Regions from separate parts of the Homo sapiens genome. Here region 2 is linked to region 1. Evidence: chromatin contacts called from ENCODE Hi-C or POLR2A ChIA-PET data. All regions are on one chromosome and are shown on one strand. Each heading gives the region's core, a stretch centred on a gene start or an enhancer-like site at or near the end of the contact. The rest is flanking DNA. Distances are from core to core; before and after follow the strand shown. Region 1 holds the start of PRKCE (protein kinase C epsilon). Region 2 holds the start of MSH6 (mutS homolog 6).

What was found. A loop is a pair of places that touch in the nucleus more often than their neighbours do. ChIA-PET counts read pairs that join two places held with the same protein, here RNA polymerase II (POLR2A). Pooled maps may share reads with other maps.
Region 2: a loop to region 1 is called in a map of CD4-positive, alpha-beta memory T cell, with 12 times the contacts of the local background. The contact joins the promoter of MSH6 here to the promoter of PRKCE in region 1. A Hi-C loop is called at or near these places in 1 of 168 maps with a recorded cell type or tissue (CD4-positive, alpha-beta memory T cell) and 8 of 50 pooled maps. POLR2A ChIA-PET finds 5 or more read pairs at or near these places in 1 of 52 experiments (activated T-cell).

Annotation. Positions count from the first base shown.
Region 1 is chr2:45,650,294-45,652,967 of GRCh38, reverse strand. It overlaps PRKCE (protein kinase C epsilon), which reads right to left and starts at 1,293. Exons shown (of 15, transcript NM_005400.3): 1 at 520-1,293. The coding sequence starts at 867. LOC102724965 (a long non-coding RNA gene) reads left to right here and starts at 1,753. Exons shown (of 2, transcript XR_005647119.2): 1 at 1,753-2,674. RefSeq lists enhancers at 615-1,235, 1,724-2,018 and silencers at 1,394-1,863, 2,034-2,133.
Region 2 is chr2:47,781,811-47,784,484 of GRCh38, reverse strand. It overlaps MSH6 (mutS homolog 6), which reads right to left and starts at 1,340. Exons shown (of 10, transcript NM_000179.3): 1 at 992-1,340. The coding sequence starts at 1,251. RefSeq lists silencers at 558-647, 848-1,007, 1,288-1,767 and an enhancer at 1,898-1,967.

The DNA of each region.
Region 1 (2,674 bases), core at 44-2,543:
TGAGCTAACCACCATGCAAGAGAATAGAAACAAGCCAGCTTCCTCTCGGAGGGAAAAATAAAGCAACTCCTCGCTCGGCTAAGCAGGACAAAGCCAGGACGTGCAAGAAGCCTTCAGTCAAAGGCTCCACGTGCCTTTCCAAGGACGGAGGGACCCACCCACACACAATCACACACAGCCAGCCCACCACGCGCCTGCGGAAGAAAGCCGGGTCCTCGGCCAACCTTCAGCACCAGTGGCCCAGGCTCTCCCAGTTTGCAAACCTCCCGCAGCACCCACCAACTGGAGGGCACAGAGGGAGCAGAGGGCCACATCCTCTTTCCAAGTCTCATCTTCCTCGCCAATGCCTGTTTCTCCCCAACTATGAAGTGAAGTGTACCTCCCCAAGGAAACTGAGACTTACAGGCACACACACCCCAGTCGTCAATAAGTCCCGGAGCCCTACGATCAAGACCAGCGAGTCTTTCCCCGGGACCCCACAACCGGGTTCCCGGAATGACGGGGAGGCGCCGCACTCACCCAGTCCTCGAAGTGGCGGCTCCCGTTCTGCAGCAGCTCCTCAAACTGGATGGTGCAGTTGGCCACGAAGTCGTCGTAGCCTATGGGGGCATCGTGAAAGACAGCCAGCTCGATCTTGCGTCCGTTGCACACATCGGTGACGAACTCGTCGTGCCAGGCCGGGCTGTTGGTCTTCTGCTTGGTGGCCGTTTGGCCGATGCGCGAGTCGTCCACATTGAGGGCAATGTAGGGGTCGAGAAGGAAAGTCTGCGGCCGGGGTCCCACCGCATGGCGCAGCGACCAGGCTGTGGGCTTCAAGCTCACGGCCTCGCAGATTTTGATCTTAAGAAGGCCATTGAACACTACCATGGTCGGGGCGGGGAGTGGGGGCCGGGGTCACTCCGTCTGCCCCGAGGGCAGGAATGAAGAACCGACGGCCCGGCACTCCGAGCCACAGGGACTCTTGGGTCCCCTTTCGCCCCACCCCGCACACTCCCTACACCTTGTGGCGTTGCGCCCTGGCGCGGGCGATTCTCAGCCAGTGCATGTATTTCCTCGCCGGGTTCCTAACGGAAAACAGGGAGGGGGGAGAGCTGGGGGATGTCCGTGTTTGGAGCAAGTCTCTCCCCCCGACCACCAGCTGCACCTCCAGAAGAGAAGACGAGCTGTCGGCTCCGCTGCAAGCCGCGGGGGCTGCCTCGCCGCCTCGCTGGCTCTCCGGCTCCGGACTGCGGGAAAGCGGGCGCCGCGCCCGGCGCTTACCTACCTTTCCGAAACATAATCCCGGGAAATTTCGACTCCGGGAGGGGGATGGGGCGGTGGGACGGGGCGGGGACGAGAACCGGGGGCGCAGATTTCAACCCGGATCCTCTTCGCACACTCAGCGCCTGCCTCTGACCGCGCGGGGCGGGGGGGTGAACGGAGGGATGTTCAGTCTATCCGGAGGGATGCATGTCGAGAGGAAATGGTCCTCCTCGGAGCCAAATTTTTAAAAATCCACAAGCCCCACGGCCAGCCGGGGCCGCCGCCTCCTGGGCGAAGCAGCGCCGCGCCGGAGCCGGCGATCGGGAGGCGCCAGGAGCCCGGAATCTCACATCCGCGCGGGCTCGGAGTCCGGGCGGCCGCCGATCCGGCTCGGGGGCGCAGGCCAGCACCGGGCGGTGCGCAGCGCGGCGGCGGGGCAGGGACTGCGACTCAGCGCGGCCCCACCTCCTGGGCGCCGGCGCCCGCCCTCCGCGCTCCCCGCGTCCCCGCTCTCGGCTGCCGCTCGCTCGCCGCCCGCCAGCCCGCGCTCCCCCGCGGTCTCCTCTCCCTCTGTCGGTGTGCGAGCGAGTCTCCCTCCCTCTAATGCAGGAAATGCGCAAAAGACGTCAGTGTGTGTGAGTGTGTGTGTGTGAGTGTGTGTGTGTGCACGCGCGCGCGCGCACGGCAGTGTTTGGGGAAATAGAAAGTTTTGCCGGTTGGGGGAGCAATACGGAAAAAGTGAGCCGAGGAGACAACGGTGGAGAGCTGGCGAGGCTGCCCGGGGTCGCAGCGGCGGGCGGGTCAGCCGGGGGGCGGGGACCCCGCGCGGGACCCCGGGGTGCGGCGGCGCTGGGCTGGATGCGCGTGCCGGGGGCCGTGGATGGCCATGGATGGGCCCCGCCGGGCCGCGTATCTCTCGGGGACCCTGCGGCCAACACTGTCTTTTAGAGCCGGGGATGGGGGAGTGGAGGGGGCCCTGTTGCCCTAGAGGCCTCGGGACCCTTCCCTTGCCCACCCCCACTCGGGCCGCGGCGGGCAGGAGCAGTCTGCGGAGTTCTGGCCCATCTGTCACTCTGTCCCGGGACGCTGTGATCCACGGCGGTGGGGGAGGGGGAAGGGGGAGGGACAAGCATGGCTCGGGTGAAGTTTTAAACTCTGTTCTTCTCTCTTGCCTTTCTTTGGGGACATTCTCCCCTTTGGGATCTGTCCTGGACTTCGCAGGCTGCGAGAACTTGTTGACAAGTGAAAGCTCGGTAGAGCCCCGGCTTGGTTTGTGGTCTGCTTATTTTTTGCAAAGTGACTGTTCCTGTTTGCGCTGGTCCTTATCGGTGCCCCTTTGGGGGACTTCGGCACTGATCAGCGCGCTGACAGCCGCCGTCCGGGCTGCGGGAAAATGGGGCGCGCCCTCCGGGGGGCGAGTGGCTGTGTCCTT
Region 2 (2,674 bases), core at 91-2,590, 2.1 Mb before region 1:
TCAAAAAGGAAAAAAAAAAAAAAGCACTTAACTGCCCATAAAGTGAGGACAACTCCCGACAGGCTTCCCCGGAGTCACTCACGTCCACACATCTTTGTCCAGCGCCCGATTAAGGCCTCTAAAAGCCCAGTGGTGCCCCATAAAAATTACACTATTTCATAAAATAAAATATTTTCCACTCGACACGAATTTCCACATACGTCAAAATATTCTATCTTCGTCTCGGTGCACGTGCAGCCTACCTACCGAAGGACCCAGCCGGATCCCAGCACTTCGGCTCCCCACGGCCCCGCCCCGCCCAATTAGGCCCCGCGGTCCCCATGGTGACACACCCCCCCGCGCTCGCAGCTCGTGGCCCACCCCCTCGGCGGCCCCTCACCTAGGCCGAAGGCCCACCGTCCCCAAGGCGTCTCGGCGACCGCGGCTCTTAACTACCTCTAAGTGTCTACCTCGATCGACTACTGGAGCCCCAACTCACTATCTCCGCGCCGGCCGAGGAACCTCCTTTCGCACCCCACACCACCGGACTCTCCCCGTTCGGCCTCCCGCAGGCATTCCTCCTTCCCGCCACCCCGCCCCCCGCCCCGCCCACCAAGTGGGCCGGGCGCCTTCCCCTTCTCGCCCCACCCCCAGTGCTCCCACCTCCCAGGCCCCCTCCCCACCCGGAGCTGCGCGCGTCGCCCCTTCCTTAGCCCAGCACCCCCACCTGGCGGGACGCGTCTCCTCCCTCCAAAAGGCCCGAACTCTCCGCGTCTCCCCTGCAGCCCTCTTCCTGCACAGCCTCTCTCCTCCGACCCTGTTTACAAGCTACACCCCCAAATGCTCCAGACTCGACCCCTGCACTCATTCAAGCCAACTCTGCGGCCCCGCCTCCTCCGAGCCCAGGGCCAGGCCGTGCACCCCCCCAACCCCCTGTGCGAGCCTCCCCTCGCCGGGTTCCAAGCGCCCCGCCGCTATGCCCCCGCCTTCGACCCCACCCCCACCCCGCTACCTGGTGGGGGCAGCAGGCGCTACCGATCTCCGCAGCCCTCCGTTGAGGTTCTTCGCCTTGGGCGGTGACGCGGAGCGCGCCAAGGGCCTGGGCCCAGGCCCAGCCTCGCTCCAGGCCGCATCCCCGCCTGGGGAAGGAGAGGCCCCGGGGGCAGCGGCGGCACGGCCGCCTTCGCGTGAGGCCCTGGCCGAGGCCTTGTTGGCATCACTCAGCGCCGGAGACTTGGGGAAGAAGCTGTACAGGGTGCTCTGTCGCGACATACCGACAGCCGGCAAGGCCCAACCGTTCTGTCGGACGGAGCTCCTAAAAGCACCGCATCTACCGCGCGGCTCCTGCTGGCGGGAAATCTGGGGGGAGGCGCGCTCCGCCGGAGGAACCCGGGCCCCAGTGGCCAATCAACAGGCGCCTCGCCGTGCGCGGGCGGTGCGCGCCAGGCCCCGCCCCCGGGCGCGCGGCGACGTGGGGAAGGGCGGGGCTGGCACACTGGTGGGTAGGGGCGGGGCTGGCACGCTGGCGGTGAGGGGCCCGCCCTGCCGCCGACGCCTGGGCCCCGCGCGGGGAACTGCTGAGCTCCCCTTCCCTCACGCCGCGGGGCTGGCCGGGCCGGAACACTCCGACCCGGGGTTAGTTGCGGCCGCGGGGCTAGCAGGCTCGGAAAGCCCTGCCTCTCTGGAGCGGAAGCGGGAACAGCGGGGGCGCGCACCGCCCGGGCGGGGATAACCGGGGGGACCCGAAAGGCCTCGGAAAGGGGCTCGCGGGGAGAAACGCGTCCAGCGCTCGCGTGACCTCCTGCCGTTAGAGCATTTTCGCAAGGAGACGGAGCGAAAGGGACCAAACTTTAGTCAGCAGTTCACCTTCACGTTGTATTCTCAAGATTTGTATAGAGTAGGCACTTGGTAAACGCTAAATGAATATTGTAATAGCATTCGTTAGCGATGCTGTTGTGTATGGTGAAAGCCTGCAGCTGTACAAAGTTTTCCTTTGCCAGGCACTGATCCCAGCATTTTACATCTGGTAACTAAATCGATCCTCTCAATAACCTGTGACGTAAGTACTTAAGGGCCACAGTCCGTTATCTGAGCCCTTTGACCCAGGTGTGTCTTTACAGGATTTTTCAAATTTTAGAAAGCTAAGAGACTATGAGAGGCCGGGCGCAGTGGCTCACGCCTGTAATCCCAGCACTTTGGGATGCCGAGGCGGGCGGATCACCTGAGGTCAGGCGTTGAAGACCAGCCTAGTCAACATGGTGAAACCCCCGTCTCTACTAAAAATCCAAAAATTAGCCGGGCGTGGTGGCATGCGCCTGTAATCCCAGCTACTTGGGAGGCTGAGGCAGGAGAATAACTTGAACCTGGGAGGCAGCGTTTGCAGTGAGCCAAGGTCGCGCCACTGCACTCCAGCCTGGGCGACAAGAGCGAAACTCCGTCTCAAAAAAAAAAGAAAGAAAGCTAAGAGGCTATGAGAATAAAAAGGTTCTATTCAAATTCAAGAAAGATAGTGGAAGACAGACAATTGTTTGTCCCCTTATCCAGATTGTGAAATCCAGATTGCCGGAAACCAGTCACAATCAACAGCTGTACATTGGTAAAAACCTATGTAAAATTAGTTGTTTGCCTTGTTCTTGGAGACTGTTCTGCCAGAAGGTTCTCCTTTGCTAGGCAAGTAATAAAATCAATCTAAAAA